Linked DNA regions of Homo sapiens: region 2 is linked to region 1. Evidence: chromatin loops called from intact Hi-C (ENCODE). Cell type or tissue: CD14-positive monocyte. All regions are shown on one strand. Each heading gives the region's core, and the rest is flanking DNA. Links, peaks and the distances in the headings are about the cores only.

The links. Hi-C counts contacts between places; a loop is a spot of excess contacts. Peaks named below come from ENCODE experiments on the same cell type or tissue, not always from the same donor. Only the 100,000 strongest peaks of a DNase experiment are listed, where the experiment ranks them.
Region 2: a loop joins it to region 1, with 2.3 times the contacts of the local background. A loop is called at or near these places in 2 of 110 quality-filtered maps.

Annotation. Positions count from the first base shown.
Region 1 is chr11:34,442,917-34,455,056 of GRCh38, forward strand. CAT (catalase) reads left to right here. Exons shown (of 13, transcript NM_001752.4): 2 at 6,276-6,447; 3 at 8,072-8,182; 4 at 9,161-9,291; 5 at 10,174-10,278; 6 at 10,885-11,010. Among named protein-coding and RNA genes, the nearest start is that of CAT, 10 kb to the left of the region's middle. In CD14-positive monocyte, for the core only: no CTCF peak of the experiment used is centred there; a DNase peak (open chromatin) is centred at 8,335; H3K4me3 peaks cover 2,194 bases; H3K27ac peaks cover 6,732 bases.
Region 2 is chr11:34,397,512-34,413,535 of GRCh38, forward strand. No RefSeq gene overlaps it. Among named protein-coding and RNA genes, the nearest start is that of CAT, 33 kb to the right of the region's middle. RefSeq lists a silencer at 14,358-14,558. In CD14-positive monocyte, for the core only: no CTCF peak of the experiment used is centred there; a DNase peak (open chromatin) is centred at 7,760; H3K4me3 peaks cover 1,439 bases; H3K27ac peaks cover 1,889 bases.

The sequences.
Region 1 (12,140 bases), core at 3,457-11,456:
ATATTATCCAAAGCGTACATTTCATATTTGGTGAAAATCTGTCCAGCCATTTTCTTGTGATGCGGCAATGGACATGCAACATAATTTCTTTTTAAAGAATATGTCATTTTTACTTTCTGACATTAAGATATTCTGTTAGAAAATTATGACAGTAACAGATGGTATTAAAAAAAAATCTCCCCTTGCTTGGTAAATGCTTTTATCTAAGTGGGCAGCTTTGTGCTAATATGATGTCTTCCACTTCCCAATTAGTTGTGATGCTTTACTGATCTAGGAGAGCTTTATGGTTTGGGACTACTATAGGCGAACACTCTGTTGCCTCCTCTCTCAAGAATCAGAGTGTCCTATTTTGGAAACACAGTCAACCATGTGAAAGCAATTTATTGGGCGTATCTTCTGTGGTCAGATTTGGTTTGCTGACAGGTGAATTGGGAGTTTTGTAAACTTTAATAAGTGAGCATTGAGTCAGATGTGTTCATGAGTATGACCTCGATCCACTTAAAAATTCTTATTTCTTTTTCTCTCTTGGCAGGAGGGAGGTGGTTGTGCAGGTATTCCCAGCCACTTTGAAGGGAACTTAAATGGGAACTTTATTGCTCACTGCTTAGAATGCCATGGGCTCTTCTTTTGAGATACTTACCTTTAACCCATTTCCTTTTTTTTTTTTTAAGTGCAGCTTGCTGCCAGTGCTCTTTTCTTGGGGGTAAATGGGAAATGTTAATAAGTAGCCTCTGATCCCTTTAAAATGGGAGAATTTGAACATTTCAAACCTTACCTTTTTATACAGTTCTCTTATTACCTGGGAGAGAGGTTAAGTCTTAGACTATCCATTTCTGTCAGTGAGTTGCCTATGCATTATAGCCTGTGAGGGTCTATATTTTTTTAGGGTAATCCTGGTAATAACTGCATTGATGTTACACTGCTAACATTTGGGATGGAGAAGGGGTGACTGAGTGACTTAACCCTTGGTCCACATGTGCTTTCATTTCTCCTGAAATATACCTAGGTATGGAATCGCTAAGTCATTATGTGCAGTGGGAGAGACTATGGGAGATGGGACAGAAATTTTTAAGGTTTCATTTCTTTTTTTTAGCTTTTGCATGGTGGGTAGGTCTATGCAAACCTACCCCCAAAGTCTGAGGAAGCTGAGAGGCCAAAGAAAGAGGCTGACAAATCAAGTTTCTCAGAAAGAAATGTTTAGTAGGGACTTAGGACCAGAAACCATGTCTGTGTCTTGCGTGTTGGCGAGACAAGATGGTGGATCCCATACCATTACCCCTCAGACCCAGGGCTTAATACCATAGGGAAGGGCGATTCAGAAGGGAGGTATGGCATGACTGAAGTATGATAATGTCAAGGTTGTTTGACCTCAGGGCAGGATTTATAGTAAATAGGGGCTCTTTCACAAGGAATAATAGATAAACTGGAAATCTTAAAACTGGAGTTAATCAGAAGTCAGCATGGTGGATCAGTATCTAAGACGGAATTGCTTTAGCTTCCACAGCAGTCAATATCTAGACCACCCTTATTATTTTCCCACAGACCAAGAAATTTGAAGGTCAGGACAGTCTTTGGTTTCCTGTACGTGGGTGTATACGTTGTAGGCACTTGAATCTTTGTTGAATAAATGGAGAATGTTAGGCAGTTATTTGCTAGAAAACGCTAGGCACATTCTTTATCACAGAATGAAAAGACGTCATTATGACTCCTCTGGGACTGATGGGCAATTTGCATTAACCAATCTTTTAATTAAAAGTGGAAGAATATGTTTAGGTTCTTGAAACTTCTGTGAGTGAAGGGAACTACTAAGTGGAAAGTGTAATATGTTGATAAAATATTTCACCAGATGAAGCCAACCTTACTCCTCCCAGGAAAACTTCTTCATTTATGTATTAGCTCTGGCCAAAAGAAGCCTATAAAGGCAGCAAAGTCAAAATAGAATTTTACTTTAAGTCCCTACTTCTAATAATTGTGCTAGTTTTTAGCCAAGCTAATTTCTGTGGCAGTTTTCATAACAAGTGTGTCTAAAGGTGTTTGATCAGAATTTATAAATTAAAATATTTCTCTCATTTTTTGGAGGGGCGATGCAGGGAGAGGGATAGACTGTTGCTGCTTCCTCCTGCTTGTTAGAAAGGCTCTTGGCCATATCATATTGGTCCGTGGTTTAGTTTATTTGCATGCTGAATCCACACACATTTGTTTTATGTTTGTTAGTATATTGAGCAGTGTATTAGGGATCAGGTATATAGATGTAAAAGGAGTACACAGTCTAGAGAGGAAAAATAGTGACAGGCTGGGCGCGGTGGCTCACGCCTATAATCCCAGCACTTTGGGAGGCCAAGATGGGCGGATTTCTTGAGGTCAGGAGTTTGAGATCATCAGCCTGGCCAACATGATGGAACCCTGTCTTTACTAAAAATACAAAAATTAGCTGGGTGTGGTGGTGGTCGCCTGTAATCCCAACTACTTGGGAGGCTGAGACGGGAGAATTGCTTGAACCCGGGAGGAGGTGGAGGTTACAGTGAGCTGAGACCATGCCACTGCACTCCAGCCTGGGCAATAGAGCGAGACTCCATCTCAAAAAAAAAAAAAAAAAAAAAAAAAAAGAAAAACAGTGACATAAACAGGCAATTACAATATTTTGTTATATGGGGCACAAGAAGATGCCCTTGGCCCTGCTTCATGAGTGGTGTGGGGCAGGGTAGAGAGAGCAGTTCAGGAGAGGTACGTATGGATGTCATGGGAGCTAGCAGCCAGGAAGATGTAAACATGTTAACAAGGACCTCTCCAGAGAGAGGTCTTAAAATTATCCAGCCATAGAGAAGCTTTTCTCTCTTTAAAAATATTCTGGCTCTAAAGTTATTCATTGAGTTAAAAACAATAATTGCAAGTTGGAGGAAATCTCTTTGCCTGTCCTTACGTGTTACATGTAACAAGTAAACCTGTGCCACAACACTGACATCTCTGCAAAGTTACTTAAGTTTTCTGAGTTTGTAGTATCGCCCATTAAATGGGATTAATAATATTGATCTCTGGATTATTGACAGGCTTAAGTGAGATAACTTGCGTGGTCCGTTTTCTAGCCCCACCCTCTCATTTCATCTAGTAAATCTTCATTGCATTAATTATTTTCATCTTAAATACACCGCATCCTGCTCCTCACCTTCTAATATTAATACTCTATCTTTCAGTTTAGATCAGTTCCTCTTATCCAATGTTGCGCTAAACATCCCCTGAAGTTGGGGGATCTTTTCCTTTCTAGTTTTTGCTCCCTGGCTTCCCTTTTCTGTTGCTGACTGTTGAAGCTTTCCTGCCCCACTGGCTTTGAAGGTAAATTGTATATACATGAGCTTGTGGGGAAAGCTGTTATATAAATGAGGACAATTGATCTAACTGTTAGAGTGGGGAAATGGAAGAGATTCTGAAGCCTCCATTTGTAACTTAAAAACTCAGGTTTCATTTCTTAACAGGATTGATGTTAAGGAGGGGATTCCTTCATTGGGCAGGAGGGAGGACTGCCATAATTCCAGCATTCCCACTCTTAATAGTCAGTGTCATCAGGAAAGACCACCTCAAGCTTTAGTACTTTATTCATTTATCCAACTCTGCACCTGCTGCCTTTGGGTGTGGTATTTATTCTTGACCATATCACCCTGACCCGGTAACCAGAAGGGAACATGTGATGTGCTCTCATCTCTGCCTTAGGGGCAGCTCCCTCCCCACGTTAAGAATGCTGGCATGTAAATAACACTCTCATCTGTTTAGCGTTCCTTTTACTGAGCTTCTTGGTATCTTTTCTCATACTTGTACCTTTTATGGGATGTCCCCCCCTTTTTTTTTTTGAGACGGAGTTTCGCTGCTGTTGCCCAGGCTGGAGTGCAATGGCACGATCTCAGCTCACCGCAACCTCCGCCTGCTGGGTTCAAGCGATTCTCCTGCCTCAGCCTCCCGAGTAGCTGGGACTACAGTCACCCCTCCACTGCACCTGGTACTAATTTTGTATTTTTAGTAGAGACAGGGTTTCTCCATGTTGGTCAGGCTGGTCTCGAACTCCTGATCTCAGGTGATCCACCTGCTGCAGCCTCCCGAAGTGTTGGGATTACAGGTGTGAGCCACCGCGCCCAGCCTGGATGTCCCTTTATTTTTTAAAGGCTTCCTTAAATACCTTGTTTGTAAGTTGAAAAGAGCATTTAAAGAGTGAACAGATTTGGTTTGCTCTGGCTCTCTAATTATTTTAACTTTGTTATCACCCAATAGTTCTAGGTTAGTGGTTTTCAATCCTAGCTTGAACAGGAGTCATTTAAAAATAGCCCAGGCCTCACCCAGGGCACTTCTATCAGACATCTCTAGGGGGGATGGCCCAGGCATCAGGAGGCTTTAAAAAGCTCCTCAGGTGATTTTAGTGCATTGCCAAGGTTGAAAACCAAGGCTTTAGGTTTAAACTAAAGGTGAAATTGCTCTTTTTCTGGTTCATTTTCTACTTTAGAAAGTAGAAATTTTTTTTCTGGTTCATTTTCTACTTTAAATTAAAAATAAACCTACAGAGGGTAACACGTATTAGCACGTCACAGAGGGTCACACGTATTAGCAACATATGTATCTTCAAAAGAGTGATGTGACTGGGTGGTAAGTGTTGATTGGACCCTTAAACTGTGACAGTTTAGAAGGGGCTTTGCTAGATGGGTTTAGGGACAGAGATGGTAGAGTGAGAGAGTGTGGATGGAGGAGTATGCATCTGTCATGATTACTAGAAAAATAAAACTTCAAATGCTTTGCTCCTTCTGCTGCGAGGTCATGTTCTCACAGCCAGTGAAGTGACAGCATATATGTGTTGAATGTGTGGCTTGCATTTTACATTTAACTCTTTTAATTCATGTGTTAACCTTAGGAGGTACTTATTATTCTATTTTGCAGATGAAAATGGAGACTCATAAATAAGTAACTTACCAGCAGCTACATAGCTGGTAATTGGTAGAACTGGAAGTTGGACCCAGGCTCTAGTGCTGGCACTCATAGTTTCTCCCTGCTGCCATGTTGGCCTCTTCCTACTTGGATGAAGATATAACTCTAGTGGCAAGGGCATTTACTAGTGTGTGAGAGGGTCTTGTTTATTAGTTTTGCAAATTGCACGGTCTCCTTTATTCAATATCTTTTTTCAAACAGCTCACAGATCTTTTGTGGTTTTGTAAGTGCCTACTCCCCACCGTATTGCCTTCTAGAGAAGAGGCAGGAATTTATTTTAATGTACAGGACAGACATGCATGGGGAGTAAAACTACAGACTCCACTCTAGGTGTGTGGAAATACTAAAAATAGTGCTTTTCTCTGTGTGTGAAGTTGGTCTGTTGAGTTTTGTCATAGACAGCGTTGAGTTCCTCTCCCAGGTGGAGGTGGCGTAGCTTTGCGTCACTTACGTGTCTCTCCTGATTTCCAGTGACCCGGGGAAGACACTGCAGAGGCAGTTGTCTGTGGTCAAAAGTATTCTCTGACCATGGAACTAGATGAAGCTATGAGCTTCCAGGATCATGTGGGGCTAGAAGAATGCCGCTCTAACCCTAGAGGAGGGACAGCTGAGTGTCTTCTGATGTAACTGAAATTGGAGAATCAGGTGGATTAAAATTAATTATTTATTACAGTAAAATAACCTATCCCATTTCAGAGACATTTGCTATCTTTAAAACATTAATACTATAATCCACCTTACCAGTAACAGTTTACTTTTAGTGACAGTGAAAGCCATTGACTTTTTTTTTTTAATTGAAAAGAGATGTTGCAAATAGCTGGTGTACATTTCTTGAGATGCACTAAACAAGGTAGCGCACTTGAAGATCGTGGCAGTAATAAAGCGTTTGTAAGTTCTGAGTAAAGTATTGACCAGCACAGCTTCCCTGGAGACCGTCTTCTCATTGCTGGATTGGACATTTCACTGTTAAGCTTGTAGGACGCTTTTGGGCACCTCTCTGACTGGGAGCTTTGCAGAACCCAGTGGCTTTCTCTGGAGCAGGTGCTGAGCACATTTTCAGGCTCCAAAATCATCTTTCTGCTCTTCAGAGCAAGTTTCTTAGCAGATTAGTGTTGAGATTTGTCAAGGGTTTCTGGGGCATCACTAAAAGTTTCAGGCAATGGCCCATCCTGTCAGATTTTAGTACTTTGGACACAGGAAATTAAAAAAGAGGGCAGATGGTATAAACATTGCAAAGCTATGTACCCGTGACAGTGTAAATGAAAGGTTTGATTGTGCTAACTCTCCTGCACTTTCTTTCTGTGTTCCTGTAGAAAGCTGATGTCCTGACCACTGGAGCTGGTAACCCAGTAGGAGACAAACTTAATGTTATTACAGTAGGGCCCCGTGGGCCCCTTCTTGTTCAGGATGTGGTTTTCACTGATGAAATGGCTCATTTTGACCGAGAGAGAATTCCTGAGAGAGTTGTGCATGCTAAAGGAGCAGGTAAGTGCTGTGTTTATTTGCTGTAAAAAGATTGTTTCACAGCACCTGGGTCAAGTGTTATTTCCCAAAGGATTGGAAGACCTTTAACACAAGTGTCAAATCTCCATTTGTGGGAGAAAGGAAAAACATCCAGCAGTAGGGAAATTAGTAAATAAATGATGGTTATTTCCTCAGGTTAAACATTATATATAAAATAGTTTCTTTTAAAAATAGCAGTCTTCCATTTCTCCCATCATTGAAGGAATAAAAATACAATAAGTCCTCACTTAACATCAATAGGTTCTTGGAAACTTTGACTTTAAACGACATGTAATGAAACCAATTTTATGATAGGCTAATTGACGTAAGCAAGAGTTAAGTTCCTATGGCATATTTCTGATTGATAAAACATCATCAAACTTCTAAATAGAGACTCAAAATACCTCTTATATTAAACATTGAAATAAATGTGAGCCATACATACCTTTAAGAAAGATTAGTAAAATAAGATAGTTATTTACTAGCTTATTCCAGTTCAAGGTGGTGGGAGGCCAGAGCCTGTCCTGGCAGGTTGGGGTACAAGGCAAGAGCCAGCCCTGGACAGGATGCTGTCCATTGCAGGGTGGACTCACACTGGGACCATTCAGACATGCCAGTTCACCTAACACGCACATCTTTGGGATGTGGGGGGAAGCTGGAGTACCAGGAGAAAACCTATCTAGACATGGGGAGAACATGCAGACTCCACACAGATGGTGGCCTCAGCTAGGAATAGATTTTTTTCTCATCAACGTTATAATGAAACAACGTTGAACAAAACAATGTTGTTTGAGGACCTGCTGTACAGAAATACAGACATAGACACATGCACTGCAATTGCAACTAAGTTTAAATGATGTACTTACTGGGTAATTACTGGAATGAGCTGCAAAATTTGGGGTAGTTATGTTAGGGTGGTGGGTTTGTGATGATTTTTCCTTTCCTTTTTTCCAACAATTTCTGTAAAACTTTCTTTATCGCTGTTATATCAGACACAAAAGATGGGGGTGGTATTTGAAAGAAAGTGAAAAACTCAGTTGGAAAAAGAGCTCCACAGAAAGGAAGTTTTTCTCTTAGCTTGCTGACTTGGACTTCCAGTTAGGACTTCTGCATTTCTTCATCTCTTCTTCCTGGATAAGGTTTCTCCCCATCTTCTCCAGTGGTTTGTGTGTATTTTTCCATCTTGACTTGTTTAGTTTATTGCTTGCTTTGTATCATCGTTGCTAAGTGTTGAAAAGATTCTTTCTCTTATGTTTTCATCTCCTCTTCTCTCTGTTCTTCACTTTCTCTCATAGGTCCTACCTGTACTTCAGGCCCCTCTGAGACCCTGTGTCCTTGGGCCAACCTTGACGACTTCTAGCCTCACTCACCTCCTTCTCTTGGCTCCAGCTATGTGGCATTCGACTTAGCACTGAATGATAGAATAGGGCTTTGCATTTCACCCTCTTTATTTTGTGTTTGGGCATTTCCCCTTCCTCCAACATACTGGAAGCTCCCAGAAGGCTGGTGCTAACCATCATTTTCTCTTGTCACCCAGGTGCCTGTTGAGGACCTGAATGTCTGAGTAATGGTCTCATGGTAAGGATTTCTGTGTCTTTCTCGTTAGGGGCCTTTGGCTACTTTGAGGTCACACATGACATTACCAAATACTCCAAGGCAAAGGTATTTGAGCATATTGGAAAGAAGACTCCCATCGCAGTTCGGTTCTCCACTGTTGGTAAGTTGGTTTATTGGCGTGATTGGTATGGCTTAACTCAACTTCACCTTTTGGGGATGTTTATAACTTAAAGAAAAAGTTATTAGAAAATAGGAAGCAAGCACTTCTCCAAATTATGTCAAGGTTTTACAGTAGAAGACATATTTGGAGACACATAGGAAGTTACTTGTATTTCTGTTTGTTGAGGTCTTAGGAAATCACACTTACACAGAGGCTACCTCTGCAATTCTGTGACATTTGGAAAGAGCTTTCCTAAAAGTGGTTGCCTCTAACAGAAGAATAGAGTGGAAATCTTATTTAATAACTATGCCTACAGCTGACCTTTATTGAGAATTAATTCTGTGCCAACTGTGGTTAGGTGCTTTACAGATATAATCTCTGATTTGTAGATCTACTTTGCAGAGTGGGATTCTTTTTATTTTTGAGAGGCTAAGTGATGTTTCTCACGTTACAGAGATAGTATTAGATCTATCATACTATATTTCAACATACCTAGTGCTTCACTAGTTCCGTTTCTGTGTCAGTCTCTGCATTTTAAAAATACTGTGGAATGTAAAAATAAATGAAATTAAGAACTAAGAACCAATATTTTAACTCATTTTCTTAATGTTAACCTCATCATTTTGACAACTCACTTATTCTGTTTGTCACTACTTTAAGCCTCATAATTATTTTCTTCCCTTATTTTAATTAAAAGTTCAATTACCTGTTTGAACAAAGTTATCTTATTATGGTAAATGAATGACATTGTCAGCTGTTATTACATGTGTTCTCTTATTGCTCTCAATTAATTATTTTGTTTGATTTGTGGACTGAATTAGCTGGTGGGTAGAAATAATAACCCGGGCACTTAAATACCTAATTTAGTTCTTGGAAGTGGATTAGAAAGGATGGATCCAGGTGCTTCTTTATGTCTCCAGGCTTCTTGGATGCAAAGTGCTGTGGCTTATGCTTCCTGTTTCCATTTGAATATTGTAGCTGGAGAATCGGGTTCAGCTGACACAGTTCGGGACCCTCGTGGGTTTGCAGTGAAATTTTACACAGAAGATGGTAACTGGGATCTCGTTGGAAATAACACCCCCATTTTCTTCATCAGGGATCCCATATTGGTAGGTAATAGAGTATTTTGCACTCAACAAATGTTTGTTGACTTAAATTGATTTCAAATAGGTTGGCATTTGAGGAGAAGCCGTGGGAAAGGCAGAAAGAAAAGAATGCGAGTTGTCTGGACTACTTTTTTCAACACATTTTTCTGTATTTAATAAGATAAAGTAAGAACAGTTACCATTGGTCTTAGATTTGTCATTTTAAGACAGATTGACTTAATGGGAAGTGAGTTTAGTTTTCCTTGCAGAGCATCGAAGATTAGTAAAAAGAGGGACTTTACTTTGGAAACAAGCAGAGGGTGTCTCTACATGCTCTGAGTCAGCAGGAGGGGGTGTGTGTGCGTGCGCGCATGCGGGAGGGTGGGTATATTTTTTCCGTGAAGAAATACTATAAATCCCAGCACTTTGGGAGGCCAAGGCAGGCAGATCACTGGAGTCCATGAGTTCGAGACCAGCCTGGGCAACATGGCAAAACCATATCTCTGCAAAAAAATACAAAAATTAGCCAAGTGTGGTGGCTCATGCCTATAGTCCCAGCTACTTGGGAGGCTGAGGTGGGAGATTTGCTTGAGCCCAGGAGGTCAAAGCTGCAGTGAGCTGTGATCATGCCATTGCAATCAGCCTGGGTGACAGAGTGAGACCCTGTCTTAAAAAAAAAAAAAAAGAAAAGACTATAGTTTTGAGTATATTTGAAATACTTTAGGGTATCTTAGATGCTAGTTGTCTATGCTGAGTAAATTTCATATTATGGTTTGGCAGTTTAAAATTCTAGGATTGTATTTAGAATTATAATCCATAAACCTAGTAATAGGCATATATAATGAAAGACACCATAATTCCTGTAAACTTAGTTTTTGGATTTTTTTCTCTCTTTTTTCTATTTAGTTTCCATCTTTTATCCACAGCCAAAAGAGAAATCCTCAGACACATCTGAAGGATCCGGACATGGTCTGGGACTTCTGGAGCCTACGTCCTGAGTCTCTGCATCAGGTATGAACCCTTTTTTGCCATTGTATTATATCACCTGGGATGCAGTGTTTAATTATGCCTCTTCATAAAGTGTCTCTCCAGTTTTGGCTATTTTATTGGAATCAGCTTCCTCAGATTTCTTGATCGTGAAGAGTTTTGTAGTAACTGGCTTTACTAATCATCCCCCATTCATCGGCCTTAAATGATGATGATGATGATGATAGATAGCTAGCAACATTGTCAGTTGATATTTAGCAGTAGTAAGGATGAAAGTCTGTAGTGTAAGGTAAAGCTCTGTATTAAGGAAGTGGGGGGAAAGTAGTACCAAACAAATTTGCTATGCAAATAAATTTTGAATAACAAATTAGGCCAGTTTTCAGGTTGTTTTGGCTTTCCTTCATAGAATTTTGAGTCATAGTATTAGTGATTTGCATATCATTTTGATTTAAAATTTTTCTGTTTGTTATTTTCTACAAGTGAAATAATAATGGTAACCCTTCCCATGGGAAATTGGCTAGTATGTTTTATGTCATTAAGGGACTTTCTGGAAACTAAGGAATATCTTAAAAATCAAGGATGTTTTGATTTAAATGAAAACATTTTAGGCTTTATATTTCTGTTCTTTAGGTTTCTTTCTTGTTCAGTGATCGGGGGATTCCAGATGGACATCGCCACATGAATGGATATGGATCACATACTTTCAAGCTGGTTAATGCAAATGGGGAGGCAGTTTATTGCAAATTCCATTATAAGGTATGTGTTACCTTTGGGGCAGAGGGTACAAGGCTCCTACCGCATACCTCCTTATTTTTCCTGAAGGATTGAGCAAAGATTAAGGCTTCTCCCACTTTTCCCTCACCTCCATCCCCAAAGTTGGGAAGTATTGATCTCATTGATCAGTACTGATTTTGTTGGCTACCATCTGAGGACCTTGGAGCGTATCCCAATCTCATTATCACTTCCAACATCCAATAGTGTCTTTCCAATATCATTTCTTTTAACTTTTTAAGTCATCCATCTATTTACTTAGCATTTATTGAGGTTTTATTATGAACAAGGCATATAAGTAAAATCAATTACAAATGTCAGAAAACAAAATTATACTGTTTTTAAAAATTTGCATTCATATAGCCAGATCAAATCAGTTACATCTGGGGAGGGTTTTGAGAATGTTTTAATCAACTGAAATATTATAAAGGGCCCTCTTTTGGTATAAGCATGGCATTTGTTACAATGAGCAATATTGCCAGTGAACCCTGGCATGTTAGTGATATTCCCAGAGAACTCCCAAGGGCTAGTCAGAAACAAGCCTGAGAACCTCTGTTTCCAAATACTGCTGCTAAGATAAGCAGAAAGAAGTGGGCTCGTGACCAGTACTGGATAATCTCTCTCTTAGTGACATCCAAAAGCCCTATTTTCTTCTATCCTGCTTTCTTCTTTATCTGAACAATTTAATGTAGGTATATCAAACAGGAAAACTATCACCTCTTTTTATATTCATAACTTGGATCTATAATATTTGACAAGGAAAAATTTTATGAAACAGTTGACCCATTGGCTTGTAATTGCCAAAAGGGTCAATGTAGTATTACTTAGAATAAGACTAAGTGGTTGTATCTAGGACAGCCAGTCTAGTTGGTAGCCTTGGAGTTATGCCAGCCTGAACTCAAATTTCTACTCTCCTAGATAATTGTGGCCTTGGGCATAGTATTAAAAGTTCTTTGAGCTCCAGTTCTTTTCACTGTGAAGTTGGCATAATATTACCAGCTATACAAGTCCTGGAAAGATTGGATTGCTTGTGGGTCTTTTATCCTAGGGCCCTAAGGTAGCCTGAGATCTACATGGATTCATCAGTCTGGATTATTCTGACCTAAGATTATTCT
Region 2 (16,024 bases), core at 3,329-11,328, 46 kb before region 1:
TCAGCTCTCCGTGTTTTCATTTTATCACCAGTAAAATTAATGGATTGGAATATTATACCAGTGGTTTAAAAATCTAGTTTTAGCAGCAAAATGCATTGTTCTAGCAGTCTTACACAGATCATGCAATACATAAAATATATTTTAAAAAATCAATAAGTATGCTCCTCATTAATTTTTATAATTAGTGACAAATATTTCATTGTTTGTAGATCCCATGAAAACCTTTGTTTCTTTGGAGCACAATTTGAAAGCCACTAGTGCAGATAATAAAACATATGTAATACATTATGCATAATAAAAATGAGATATGCATAATATACAGATATAAATATATATGTATGAATGTATATAAAATAGCTAACATTTATTGCTTTTATTATGTACCAGGGATCGTGCTGAGTACTTTTTTATGCATGGTTTTATTTTAAATTCACTTCATGAAGCAGGTACTTACATTTAATAAAGGAATAATAATACTTACCTCATGGGGGCTCTTGGGAAATTAAAACAAGATCCTAGACTTCACGTAACTGAGAAGGGCAAGCATTTTCTTTTGTTGAAATTAAACCTAGGAAGAAGTGCACCTAAAAACCTTGCTTATCCATGGACTTTCTAATTCCAACTCAACTAATTATAACTGATACAGATTCCTTCTGAACTCTAGTTTCAATATTATCCCCAGTAGAAATGAGAATTGGTTTATGTGTCCTCTTTTATTCTGTGATATAAATGTCAGTTCTTTTGGTGATAGAAAGTAATGCCATCAGCAGCTGTACTTAAAGAGACAAAATAATAACATACTCATATATCCCATAGAATGTTTATGCCTAAGGCTTCATAATCACATTAATTTAAAGATGAAGGGCTGGGCACAGTGACTCATGCCTGTAATCCCAACTTTTTGGGAGGCCAAGGCCAGAGGATTGATTGAGGCCAGGAGTTCGAGACCAGCCTGGGCAGCAGATCCAGGCCCCCCTCTACCATCTCTGCAAAAAAAAAAAAAAAAAAAAAAGTAGTAGGCAGGTATGGTGGTGCATGGCTATAGTCTAGCTACTGGGGAGGCTAAGGCAGGAGGATGGCTTGAGCCCAGGAGTTCAAGGCTGCAGTGAACTATGATTGTGCCATTGCATTCCAGGCTGGGCAACAAAATGAGATCTTGTCTAAAAGAAAATTAAAATAAAATAAAGATGAGCCACAGAGAGGTTTAATGGCCTCCTAAGGTCACACAGATTGTTAGGGTTCAGAGCTGAGACTAACATTCAGGGAGTTTGGCTTCTATACCAATGCTCTGTACATTGCATGCTGCCCCTAATTAACCTGGCCAAACTTGGTCTCCATTTGCCACTGAAGTTAGCCAATAAGAAAGAAAATCTGGGCCAGGCGCGGTGGCTCACTCCTGTAATCCCAGCACTTTGGGAGGCCGAGGCCAGTGGATCACGAGGTCAGGAGATCGAGACCATCCTGGCTAACATGGTGAAACACACGGTGTACTAAAAATACAAAAAATTAGCCAGGTGTCGTGGCGGGCACCTGTAGTCTCAGCTACTCAGGAGGATGAGGCAGGAGAATGGCGTGAACCCAGGTGGTGGAGCTTGCAGTGAGCCGAGATCGCGCCACTGCACTCCAGCCTGGGCAACAGAGCAAGACTCCATCTCCAAAAAAAATAAAATAAAATAAAATAAAATGTGATGAGCACTGAAAGCAAGTATGATCTGAATTTGGCTGATCAGGACTTCCTATGGCCTTGTGAAGAAAACCTATGGCACCGTGGTTTTCTGTGTACATGGAGGTGTGACTGTGGTTTCATAATCTCATCTCATCTTAACGCTTTGTGTTGAAAATTCAGGCACAGACCACCGAAATAATATCTGACAATTACCTGGTTTTTACCATTTCTCTATTACCTGGAAAACTAAAACGAGATGTAATACTCTGGATGTTTTAGGTGGCATGTAATTTGCTTGTGTATTCAATAGTCCCTCTCATCCTTTAAAATATAAAATAAATTGTTGCTAATGTAGTTTTTGACTTTGTTTCCATGTTCTTTAATTCGATTTTAAGTTTTCTGGGGATGAGACCATCTTTTTATGGAGTACAGTGTTATCATATTTTGCCTTATCTTATTTTGATATTTTCCAAATATTTAAATGTAACCCAGATGTCAGCTCAAACCACATATTGAACAGCCTTGCCAGAATTTCTGCACATTCCTGGTGAGATTTCGTTCTGTCCAGTTCCAGCTCCCACAGGACCCTTGATCTCACTTGAGGTTTGTCTTCCTTGTACAGACCTGCCCCTAACATTTGTGGGGCCAGGGTCAGGGCAGGAATAAATATAGAGGCTCACATATCCCTTGTCTAAACAGATAATAAACTATTAAATAAAATATGTACCGTTCTCCTGCATTGCCAAATTTGGCTTCATGATAACCTGAAGTTATCATGAAGTTGAAATTTAGAATTCTGAGACTTCTAGTTTTCCTCTGGAATTCGGCAGTATGGGGAGAGCTGAACTCCCACCTCCAACCTCCACCCATAGTCCACCCCGTATTTTTTTCCATGCCCCTTCCTCCATTGTTTTACAACATGAAGGGCCTTACGTGTGTTAGTGGACATTGGGGCATGTCTAGGTTTTACCCATTTGCTTTCAAGCAGCCACTCTTTAGGCAAACCTTAGTCCTAGTGATATGCCTACCAGCACCATAGGCTACAATTAGGAGGATGGACCCAGGGACAAGGCTGGTGTAGCCCTGCACAATTGCCATTCCCCAAGTCCTAGGGCCCTTAAGAATGATGCTAAATCTACTCAGCCTGTGCTCTATAAATGGAACAGTCAAACCAGGATGACAGCACATCTGTTTACAGCATGATTTACTGAATATTTTAGGCCCACTGTTAAGACCTACTGCTCAGAAAAAGGTATTTCTTTCAAAATATTACTGCTCGTTGATAACATACCTAGTCACCCAAGAGCTCTGATGGAGATCCACAAAGATATTGATGTTGTCTTTATGCCTGTTAACACATCTCTTCTGCAGCCCATGGATGAAGAAGTAAATTCAAATTTCAAGTCTTATTATTTAAGAAATACAGTTTGTAAGGCTATAATTGCCAAAGATAGTGATTCCTCTGCTGAATCTGGGCACAGTAAAATCAGAGGACTTCTGGAAATAATTCACAATTTTAGATGCCGTTAAGAACATTCATGATAGGCTGGGCACAGTGGCTCATGCCTGTAATCCCAGCACTTTGGGAGGCCAAGTTGGGAGGATCACCTAAGGTCAGGAGTTCGAGACCACCCTGGCCAACACGGTAGAACCCTGTCTCTACTAAAAACACAAAAATTAGTCAGGTGTGGTGGTGCATGCTTATAGTCCCAGCTACTAGGGAGGCTGAGGCAGGAGGATTGCATGAACCTGGGAGTCGGAGATTGCAGTGAGCCGAGATCATGCCACTGAACTCCAGCCTGGGTGTCAGAGAAAGACCCTATCTCAAAAAAAAAAAAAAAAAGAACATTCATGATTCATGGGAGGTGGTCAAAATATCAACATCAGCCAGGTGTGGTAGTTCTAGCTACCTGGGAGCCAGAAGCAGGAGAGTCTAAGCCACTGTGCCCGACCCATAGTCTATTTTTAAAATTTATTTATTTGTTTGTTTATTTATTTATTTATTTTTGAGACAGAGTCTTGCTCTGTTGCCTAGGCTGGAGTGCAATGGTGTGGTCTCTGCTCACTGCAACCTCTGCCTTCAAGTGATTCTTGTGGCTCAGCCTCCCAAGTAGCTGGGATTACAGACATGTGCCACCACGCCTGGCTAATTTTTGTATTTTTAGCAGAGATGGGGTTTCACCATGTTGGCCAGGCTGGTCTCGAACTCCTGACCTCAGGTGATCTGCCCACCTTGGCCTCCCAAAGTGTTGGGATTACAGACGAGAGCCACCACGCCCGGCCTTTATTTTTAACTTTATTTTTAATTGCATTTCTAAATACGTTATTTTAAATCGCCATTGGTATAAATGACTTCATTGCACACATCAGAACCACTTGATTCTCTCCCTTCAATATGTGTTTAAAAGGCACAGAAAGAACTTATAAAAAAAGCACTGAGGCCGGGCACGGTGGCTCACGCCTGTAATCCAGCACTTTGGGAGGCCGAGGCGGGCGGATCACGAGGTCAGGAGATCGAGACCATCCTGGCTAATACAGTGAAACTCCGTCTCTACTAAAAATACGAAAAAATTAGCCGGGCGTGGTGGCGGGCTCCTGTAGTCCCAGCTACTCGGGAGGCTGAGGCAGGAAAATGGCATGAACCCAGGAGGCGGAGCTTGCAGTGAGCAGAGATCGCGCCACTGCACTCCAGCCTGGGCGACAGAGCGAGACTCCGTCTCAAAAAAAAATAATAATAAAGTAAAGTAAAATAAAAAAAGCACTGATATCTATTTTCTTATGGAATGAATGTCATTGGCCAATATTGTTTCTTGGCCCTATGGGAGAGACTTCTAAGGAGAAAACTTTCGGGGGCATGCTTTATTCTTTATACAATTATTCCTTGCTATCCAGATGAATTCAGTTCCTGTGTATGGATAGTTTGGAGAATGAGTTTAGGTAACCAGGGAATTTGTGTTGTTATAGTTCTAAAATCAAAAGCTCTATGATAGAAAACTAGGACTTTAATAGTTAAAATCTATATACCATTCCTAATCTGTTTGGCAGTTCAAAGTCAAGCTGATTTAACTCCGAAGCAAAGCTCCCTGATTAAGTATCTTTATAGTTTTCAATATTTAAGTTGGGCAATCAGGAAAGGCACAAAGTAACTAGAGCTGAAGAATTGTATAATGTTCTAGGAGGAAGCTATTCTATTTTAAACAAGTCTTCAAGATGGACAGAGATTAAATAGTAATTGAGTAATGATCATTTTATTAAAGTGTTAAAAGCTAGTATTGGAAATAGCCATGCTCTGTACAGGACTCCATTTATTTGTAGAAAATTACTCCCTTCCTGTGACTTAAAATGATTAATAATCATAATAATAAGGGAGGCCAGGCACGGTGGCTCATGCATGTAATCCCAGTACTTTGGGAGGCCGAGGCAGGTGGATCACCTGAGGTCAGGCGTTCGAGACCAACTTGGCCAACATGGCGAAATCCCATCTCTATTAAAAATACAAAAAATTAGCTGGGTGTGGTTGCACCTGTAATCCCAGCCATTCAGGAGACTGAGGTGAGAGAATTGCTTGAACCCAGGAGGCAGAGGTTGCAGTGAGCCCAGATCACACCACTGTACTCCAGCCTGGGTGACAGGGCAAGACTGTCTCAAAAATAAATAAATAAATAAATAAATAATAATGAGGATTTTTAAAGAAGTGCTTTGAAGCTTATAAAATATGTTAATAAATAGTATATAATCTCAGTTGCGATCTTGATCAGTGGTATCCAACAGAACTTTCTGCAATGATGGGAATGTTCTAATATGCTGTCTAATACGGTATCTGCTAGAGACATGGGCTGCATAAAGGAGGGGTGGATACTCAAATAAACATTAGGGTTTTTCTACCTGTAGGTAAACAGGATACTTGGGCAAAAACAGCAAAGTCTAGTGTGACAGACAAGATACTCTAAAACATAATAAAAGCTATTTTTGGTCACTGCCCATTGATTTATAGAATTTAATAATTACATGAGAATGAAGCAAACAAGCCTTAATGAAGTTTATAATTTTATAATTTTTTGTTTTTGAGACAGTCTTACTCTGTTGCCCAGGATGGAGTGCAGTAGCATGACCATGGCTCACTGCAGCCTCAATCTCCTGGGCTCAAGTGATCTTCCTGCCTTAGCTTCCTGAGGAGCTAAGACTAAAGGTATGAGCCACTACACCTAACTTCTTTTTTTGTTTTTTGGTAGAGACGGGGTCTCCCTATATTGCCTAGGTTGGTCTCAAACTCCTGGGCTCAAGTGATTCGCCTGCCTTGGCCTCCCAGAATGCTGGGATTACATGCATGAACCTCTGTGCCCAATCTTTTTAGTCATTTTTTTAAACATTGCTTTCAATTGTCTTTGTGAATTTTTTTGGCCGCTGAGGGCTCATATATTGAGCAATCATGTTATCTAATTTTTGGTGCAATGGTTAACCTGGGTAATAGCTTGAATTCAGCTCCCCTTACGACTTTATGCCCTGTGATTGTCTAGCACTTTTCTTTTTGATAAGTGCTAGATAGCTGGCTAACTGGTATCTAGGTGCAATGTACAAAGAAACCTAATAGGTATTAGGTACAAATGTGAGAGCATTGCTGTCATTTTGACATGAGGATGTGCCGACCTAATAGCAACCAAACATGTTTGTCAGCACATTAGAAGTTAAGCACTGTTACCACTAGTATAAATAAACATGAGTACAAAGCCTATACTGAAACTTTGTTGCATTACTTGGCTATTCAAAATAAGCTTCCATTAATTTTTAAGTATTATCTTTAAAAATATAAAATGTAAAAATTCTTGAAGAGAATGTTCAGGCTTCTAAGAATAGAACTTTTTTAAAACACCAACTGCTTTTTGTTATTGAGTTTCAGAAACCTTTCACAAGATGGTAAAAAACAAACAAACAAAAAACTTTACAACCACAGCTAATGTCATTTTTTTCCATTGTTCCTACTCAGCTCCAAACTCATTGTGTGCAAGACCTATTTTTCCCATACATCTAAATGATAGATACAGGCTATGAGATTCTTTCTTCTATTTGTAGCAGCTTATTCAGGTGCAGCCAAACACAAAGCTTCAGGATAAATTGTACAAACTTTACAATATGGGATTTGAATTTAAAATATGAGACATAAAGTCTGCACAAAACTGATAAAAATCAAGCACAGATATCAGGATCGAAACTTATAATCTACATGTGAAAGGGAGTTTTATTTCCTTTCAAGTGCTTTATTCTGCTATGGAACAGTTGAAACGAAGATGTGAAGCTTTGTGGTTAGTTTCAATTATACACGCTGTAGATACTATACCAATTTTAAAAGTTACGCAGAGACCAATGGATGTCCATCAGTTCATCTGGATTGATGGGACACTCCAGTGGGATCGCTGAGAACAAATCAGGCAAGTGTGGAAGGAAAGTCCTCCTGTGCAATTCATTTGCAGTGTTTGCGGATGGGCAGGCACACACCTCCAGGAACATGAGGGCTGCTGTTTTCTTCATCAGAGCTATGATTTAGGCTTCATGCCTCTGACCACCTCCTCAGCCTCAAGTGTTATCACATTCCTGAAGCTCTACCGCCACTTTTTCTCCAATTGTGTTTGAAACTTCTGATCTAGATGGCAGCGGATCTTCTAGTTGAGAACGTTTGTCTGGGTTGTTCCAGTTGTTTTCAGGACACTTCACATCAAACTTTATGTAAAGATCACCTTGTTCAAAGGGATTAGGATATTGTGGCATTTCTTCACCTCAAATCCCCAGAGTGTGTTTTGGAAACACTGAAGTAACAAAAAGGGCAGAGCTTTGCCCCCACTTATTTGCTAAATGCTGTTTTTACTGTGGGGCCCTATGCAAAATGACCTAACCTCTTTGAGGCAGTTTCTTAATTTTGAGATTTAGAGTAACATTCATTTTCTGGGGTTGCTGTGAGAATCAAACACAATATTGGTTATGCCATTCCTGGCACAACCGAAAGAGTAGCAATGCCTGAGTAATAGAAAGCACGTAACATTTATAATTAGGAGAATATGAGTCAGATCGGGCTTTGCATTTCTGGTCACGTGACCTTCAGCAAGCGACAAATGTGAACTTCAATTTCCTCATCCATGACATAGGACTGATATCAACATCTTCCCCACTGGATTGAGAGAAAAAGTGAAAGTAACTTCCTTTTCCCTTCTCTCCCATCTCCTCACTTCTCTCTCCCTCTACCTTCCTATTTCCCCACTTCTCTTTTCCTCCACCCCCATCTCCTTCTCTCTCCCTCCAACCCCCCATCTCTCCACTTCTCTCTCCCTCCACCGTTTCATCTCCTTACTTCTCTCTCCCTCGACCCCTCCCATCTCTCCACTTCTCTCTCCCTCCACCCTCCCATCTCCACACTTCTCTCTCTCTCCACCCCTTCCATCTCTCCACTTCTGTCTCCCTCCACCCCTGTTTCCCTCCACCCTTTCATCTCTCCACTTCTCTCTCTCTCCACCCTATCTCCTTACTTCTCTCTCCTTCCACCCTCCCATCTCCACACTTCTCTCTCCACCCCTTCCATCTCTCCACTTCTGTTTCCCTCCAACCTTCCATCTCTCCCCCTCCACCCTTCCATCTCTCCACTTCTCTTTCCCTCCAATCTTCCATCTCTCCCCCTCCACCCTCCCATCTCTCCACTTCTCTCTCTCTCCACCCTCCCATCTCTCCACTTCTCTCTCCCTCCACCATCCCATCTCCACACTTCTCTCTCTCTCCACCCCTCCCATCTCTCCACTTCTCTCTCCCTCTACCCTCCCATTTCTCCACTTCTCCCTCTTCACCCTTCCCCTCACCCCAAACACACTTTCCTGGTATTGCCTAAATTCCTTATGAGCATTCAATGCTTTCTATTGATAGTGTTTTCCTTGGGTCTTCTTTTTTTAAAAAGAAATCCTTTTGAGACAACCAGAATATTGACTACTTGATGATTTTCTCATGAATTCAACTGCTCTACCTGGTACATTTACTAAAGGACATTGAGTTCACTGGATCCCTGAAAGGAGAAGAAGGAAAAAAAAAAAGGGAAATTCAGCCTTTTTTCCTACTCCTAAATATATCTCACAATGTTGTCTTAGCCTAGCACATTTTAAAAAAATCTTTGGTACAGAAGTTCTTTTAGTAATCTGATAAGCCAACTTTAAAGGAATATTTCATGCATATGAAAGGTAAGATTTGATGAGGCTTTCTTGACATATATAAAAGAATAGAGATTAAAGCCATAATTTAATATTTGCCCTTTAAGTATGTCCATCAAATACAATTTTATGTGAAATACTTTCCACGAGTTCGGCTTTCTAGTGGACTTTGCTTTCAGAAATAGAGAAAGTTTCATGAAAAACAAATTTATGTCACCACTGTGTTCTAGTAGTTGGTAAATATACTAGACAACGTATTGCTTTTGCCAGAGTCAATAATCATTGACTCCTGCATGTGTCAGCAGACATTTACCAGTGTAAGGACTCTACATGGGAAATTAAGCTTTTTTTGGGAGTAGGTAGAAAGGAGGGCAGAGTATCAACAAACAGGGAAGGTCTGGGAGTCAGTAGACCTGGGTTCTAGTCCTCTCTTTTAATTAGTTTTGAACCCTATATACACAGATATAACCTATTCAGAGTTATTTTTAAATTGATAAATGGAGGGGATTGGGCAGTTCATTCCAGCTCAGTCAATTGGGAACAGTTGATTGATTCTTGATACGGTGATATTGCTAACAGGAGGACAACTAGATCTTAAGATCCATAGCACAGGGATCATGACTGTCTTGTTAACTGTTGAACCTCTGGTATTTGCATGCATAGATACCCAATAGAAACCTGTTGAATCTGGAACAACTGAGGGTTGGCTAGCCAGCAGAATTTCATTATTTTCAGTGCAGAGCTAGATCCTCCTATAGTTCCTAAGCTATGAATTTAAAAGTTAATAATCAGTGTACATTTGGGGGAACCACACAGGGAAAGAAATTCTACCATGACAGATTCCACTGATGGTAGGAATGAGGATTCTGATACCCCAGCCTCCTCTCTGAAGGTCAGGTCGTTTTATGACATGCCCAAAGAGCATGACTTATGCTGACAGCTTCATCAGTTCAACAGAGTTCTTTTTTCTCAATGGAACAGATGTCTATTGTGTTGATGTTGCCTGACCTAACAATAACTGACTTCTCCAGTGGATCTTGGTTGTTTTTCTTCCCAGTTACCCTTGGAATTTATCACCATCAACTCCCCCATGTGCCAGTGGTAGTTTTCTGTGGATCCCAAAAGAAGATCAAGGCCCTGGAAAAATTAAGGAAAATCAGGGATTGTGTTGGTGCATCCTGTTCTTAGGTTGAAAAAGTGCAACTGTAACTCCACCCCCCACAGCAATCCAGCTTAACTGGATATTCCAGAACAAGGCTGCCCACTGGGCTGGACACATCCCAAGAAGGGTGGGGAGAGTTACAAAAACCAGGTCCGCCCTTAGCCCAATCCAGCCAGCAAATAGCAGAGGGACTTGTTTTTCCTAAATTCAGTTATTAAAATAGAAGAACTTCTCTCAGCATTTAATGATATTGTTTTGTCCAAAATTACTTTTCTTGTTTAGAGCTCAACATATTCATGTCAAATATCTTTATGGTTGGACACATATTTGTAACTCTTTACATTCCTAGCTAATGGAAAGTTGGGAGTCATCATTGTAATTTTCCCAGGATGCTTTAAGATGCTTCATCATAAACACATCCTATGTTTGAATGATGGTTGGCAATGTTGAGATTGACAGCTTCAATATGCACTTTAATTTCTCAATAACATAAGTCATAGTTAGATACATTGTAGTTTTTTCCTCCTTTATTTTTCTGATACCTGCCTTCAGAAGTGAAGTTCAACAGTAGGGGAGCACTTGCCTTCCATTAATATTTAGATGGACCATACTGACATCTCATTAACTAACTTACAAAGTGTCACATGTTATCTGTGACAGCATGGATGAACCTGGAGGACATTATGTTAAGTGAAATAAGCCAGGCACAGATTCTCACTTATATGTAGAATCTAAAAATGTTGAACTCATAGAAGCAGAAAGTAGAATGGTGATTGCTAGGGGCTGCAGGTGAAGAGTGCTGGGGAGATATTGGTCAAAGGACACAAAATTTCAGTTCATCAGGAAGAAAAGTTCAATAAATCTATTGTACGATATGGAGACTATAGTTAATGTATTCTTGAGTATTGCTAAAAGAGTAGATTTTAAATGTTCTCACAACAAAAAAATGATAAGTATGTGAGGCCACACACAGGTTAATTAGTCGATTTAGCCATCCCACAATGTCCACGTATTTCAAAACACATCATCTTTTACCCAATAAATATATACAATTATTTGTGTCAATTAAAAAAAAAGACTCACAGAGTACAGATTAGAATGGAGGAGGATGGAGATTAAATCTGGAGGAGCAAGCAGAAAATGTCCAGTTGTCAAGTGAAGTAAGCTAAGCGATGACCTGGAGACACACTGTAATTGATCCAACTCACAGTGGAAGCTGGAAAGGATCAAAGGTCCTGGCAGGGAGCAACAGAGGCTGGGAGAAAGAAGGGGCTTTAACCTAAGGAGAGGTGCAGCAGTGTATGCAGGAGATAGGGGTTTACATAAGAGCCACTGGAGAAACATCGTCCATTATTGGATCCCTGAATGTTCCCTGAATGTTCTCTGTGGGCTCTGTTTGTTTCTTTCTTACTTTCTGTTTCTTCTTTAGGGTTCTCTAACAGGTCTGCTGACTTGGCAAAAATGTCTGGTAGCCCTAGCTAGCTCCTTCCACTTATATTTAAACTTGAAATATTCATTCTCATGAAAATGATGATATAAGCAATAGATTTCCAGATCTACCCATAAAATTCCCTTTTCATTCAAATGTGACTGGAGTCTTAACAAGATATTAACATTTCAAAGCCAGCCTCAAGCATAAAAAGTGATGTTACCTAAGAAGTCAAAGGAGAAAAGAGTGACAGCCTGTCTGGAGTTAGGCAATCCCTGGCCCCACAACATGGATGGAAATAATTAAGGAGAAGATGAAAATAATTTGAGGCTGGGCATGGTGGCTCATGCCTGTAATCCCAACACTTTGGAAGGTCAAGGTGGGAGAATCTTTTGAGGCCAGGAGTTTGAGACCAGCTAGGCAACGTGGCTAAACTGTAGTGTCTTTACAAAATATACAAAAATTAGCTGGGTGTTGTGACATGTGCTGGGGAAGCTGAGGTGGGAGAATCACTTGAGCCTGGGAGGTCAAGTGATCCTCCCAGTGAACTGTGATTGTGCCACTGCACTCCAGCATGGGTGACAGAGTAAGACTCTATCTCCAAAACAAACAAACAAACAAACAAACAAACAAAAATACATTTGAGGGATAAAGGCGGTGCCATACTATTGAGGTTCACAGAGTGGAAGGAAGAAAGATCCATGCTATGGTGCTAGTAAGAGAAGTTGTTGGAGCACAAATCTCTGTTGAGCTCAAGGAGGCAGCAGTTAGGAGTGGTCATTGCGGGGATTAGAGATTTCAGAGTATTTTTATAAATGGCACTACCCTCAGATGGGGGAAAAGCAATGGCACAACACCCACCCAACTTGACAGTGTCAAGGACCATTTGATAACATGAGAACAACCTGAGCCGCAAATTTTGTGACAGTCCTGCGCCATCTACAATAGCTGATACTCAAGGGGCAGAGCAGAACTAGTTGCCTACAAGAATCAAATAATTTTGGGAGATAGATTCAAAATTTCTTCTGCTGAAAAGCTAGTCATAGTATATTAAAAACAAAAAAACAAACAACAACAACAACAAAAACACTGGGTCAAACCTTAAAAGATAAAATGGACTTGGGAAGGAAAATGTGATGGTTTAGTCTATTTACATTTGTTGTCACCCTGTCACATAACACTAATCAGTGAATCAGGTGTCCTCTGTATATGTGACAAAAGGACGAGGTTTCCACTATAGACATGCATGTCAATGCTCCAGATGCTGAAAAGATGGATATAATGGGACGCTTGGCGAGACTAATGGTTTTAGTTCTTTAGATAGTGAAATGTCACTTTAAAAATGCTACTAATATCTGTTTTTGGAAAAGATTTTTTTTTTTTTTTTGAGATGGAGTCTCCCTCTGTGGCCCAGGCTGGAGTGCAGTGGCACAATCTTGGCCCACTGCAAGCTCTGCCTCCAGGTTCAAGTGATTCTCCTGCCTCAGCCTCCTGAGTAGCTGGGATTACAGGCATACCCCACCATGCCTGGTTAATTTTTGTACTTTTAGTAGAGATGGGGTTTCATCCTGTTGGCCATGCTGCTCTCAAACTCCTGACCTCAAGTGATCCACCCGCCTTGGCCTCCCAAAGTACTGGGATTACAGACGTGAGCAACCGCGCCTGGCCTGGAAGTGAAAATTTTAATTTACTTTATTAAATTAAATTAAATTAATTTAATTTAATTAATGTTTCAAAAAACTTTTGAATAGATTTCCTTTATTTACACAATGACCTGAATGGCGATACTCTAGATTAAGATATCAAATGGTATTGTGATATTGTGTTATAATAAGAAATATGTATTTGGTCTCTGCTCTTGGTTCCTGGCACACAACTCCTAAAACCCCTGGAATGTCCATAGTAATAAGAGTGTCTTTTGTATGCTAATGAGGTGACTGGTGGCTAGTAGTCCCTACATAGCTTCAGGATGTGGGCTGGTCACTAGAAAGACCAAGGTGTGATTAGATGATTGGGACTACCCCACCAACCTCCAGGGAGGGGACGGGGCAAGGGACTGAAAGCTGAATTGAACACCAATGGCCAGGGATTGTAAACAATCATGCCTACATAATGAGGCTTCTGTAAAAACACTCCAAAGAACTGGGTTTAGATTGTTGAATACATGGAGGTACCAGGAGGGTGGCATGCCTATTGAGGACATGGACTCTCTCCAAACCGCTTCCCATATGCCTCGCCCTGCGCACCTCTTCCATTTAACTGTTCATCTGTATCCCTTGTAATATCCTTTATGGTAACTGGTAAGTGTTAAGTGTTTCCTTGAGTTCTGTGAGTCATCCAGAAAAATAATCAAACCTGAGGAAGATATCAGGGGAACTCTGATTTATAGCCAGTTGGTTAGAAGCACAGGTCACAGCCTGGGGTTTGCAATTGGCATTTGAAGTGGGGCAGACTTGTGAGACTGAGCCCTTAACCTGTGGGATCTGATGCTGTCTCCAAGTAGATAGTGTCAGAATTGACTTAAATTGTAGGACACCCAGCTGGTGTTCTTTGGAGAATTGCTTAATATATAGGGGAAACTGTCCCCATACATCTGGTGTCAGAAGTGATATGAGAATGAGAGTGAAAGATAAGAAAAACCTGTGTTTTTCTTATCCCAGATAGGTATTTAGGAATATAATTTGGGTCCATCTTTAAAACCATGCCTCCGTAGACATATTTTTTATTTCTTATTCTTGAATTTGAATATTCCATGTCTGACAATTACTTGTTCTCAGAGGATGTTAATATCTTCATGTGTAAATTGACAGGAGATTAAAACCCAGGTTAAAATCTGAAATGAGGCCATGTAAGGAGGGACTATGGTCTGATTGTTTCCACTTCACATGGCGGGAGATACCATGACAAAGATTTGGTTGTACTTTCAAGCTCAACCTGCACTGAACTAGGAATGTTCTGTGTGAAGTGTTAGTTAAGACTAAACAACTTTGGGAAACTCACTCTGGATTGTCACTCACTCTGGACTCATCATTTTCTTGTCTGAGTCATCGGTCAGATTATATACTCCTGTGGGGAGAAGGAAGTGAATTTCTCTCTTAAGGAAATGCTTTCTTTTCCCACCATTGATCATCCTGGAGTAGAAAAGGGGTGTTGGATATGGGAGGGAAAGATTTCCTCCCTTTTTTGGGGAACTGGGACATGAAGGGGAAAAGAGATATTCTGCTTGTGTAGGTTGAGCAGTTTTCTTTGCCACATGAAGGAGTGAAGGCAGGGCCTACGGGCCTATTTTAGATCTGTGGCCCCAACTACTAGCAGTATTTGAAATTAGTGTTGAACCAGGGTGTTATGGTAAAAGCCAAAAGCAACTTCATTTTTGTCTCTCGCTGAACTTTCTCAGTGAGGGTGATCCTTTCCCTACTCCTGGTCGAAAACTTGGGTAGTCAATGGTTACAGATAATAAAATGTTATGGGTCAATCACTGTGGCTCACACCTGTAATACCAGCACTTTGGGAGGCCAAGGCTGGCAGATCCCTTGAGCCCAGGAGTTCGAGACCAGCCTGGGCAACATGGTGAAACCCTGTTTCTGAAAAAAAAAGTAATAATAATAATTAAAAAAAGATTAGCCAGGCATGATGGAGCATCTATAGTCCCAGCTACTCTGGGAGCTGAGATGGGAGGATTGCTTGAGCCTGGGAGGTTGAGGCTGAAGTGATTGTACCCCTGCACTCCAGCCTGGGTGACAGAGTAATACCCTGTCTCAAACAAACAAACAAAAGAGTTATGATTACTTTAAGGTGAAACTTCCATCTTAATGTGGTATTTGTGTTTTTGCTCTTCTCCCATTCAGCGTCTGGTGCAGACAAGAACATGCCATCTGGGAAGGAAAGACATCATGAGCTCCTCTCTTTCTTCTTCCTTTATCCATCCATTGCTCTTGCCTTCCCCACCTGTGTTAAAGCAAGAGGAGGGAGAAAGGAAATGGGGATTGGAAAATTCTTGACCAGAACTATTAAAAGATTGTTCTGGGCTCTCTGGACCTGACAGGTATTTAAGAACAAATCTTTCTCTCATGAGCACTTTTACAGGCTCTTTGAGGATTTCTCTACTAATTCTGTTTGATTTTTGCTCCCTTGACATAGCTATTCCAGATCCCTATTTAATCCCTTGGATTCATGCACCTCTGTCCTATGGTTGGAGGTGAGTCCATTGCTTCCCAGACATAGCCTCTACTCTGCTGTCCCAGGCTACTTTAGCTTTCTCATATGTGAGTCAGACATCTATGAACTTTAGAAATCAGACATCAAATTCTCTGCATGGTTTCACTGACATCTCTTTCATAGGCTTTATTTGTTCTTTATTGCATTCCTCTCCAAGGGTTCACTCTTTTCCTTGCTATAGTATGTCTTTGAGTAGTTCTTTTATCAAGCATCAGTGGAGTTTTGTAGGTTTTAAATGTCTATATTATGTAAGTGCTCTTGAATGATTTTTAGCTGGGTATAAAATTACATTTTATTAGTAATTTCTTTTTAGCACTTTGAAGACCTTACTTCATTGTCTTTTGGCATGTATTGCTGGGAAAGGGGAG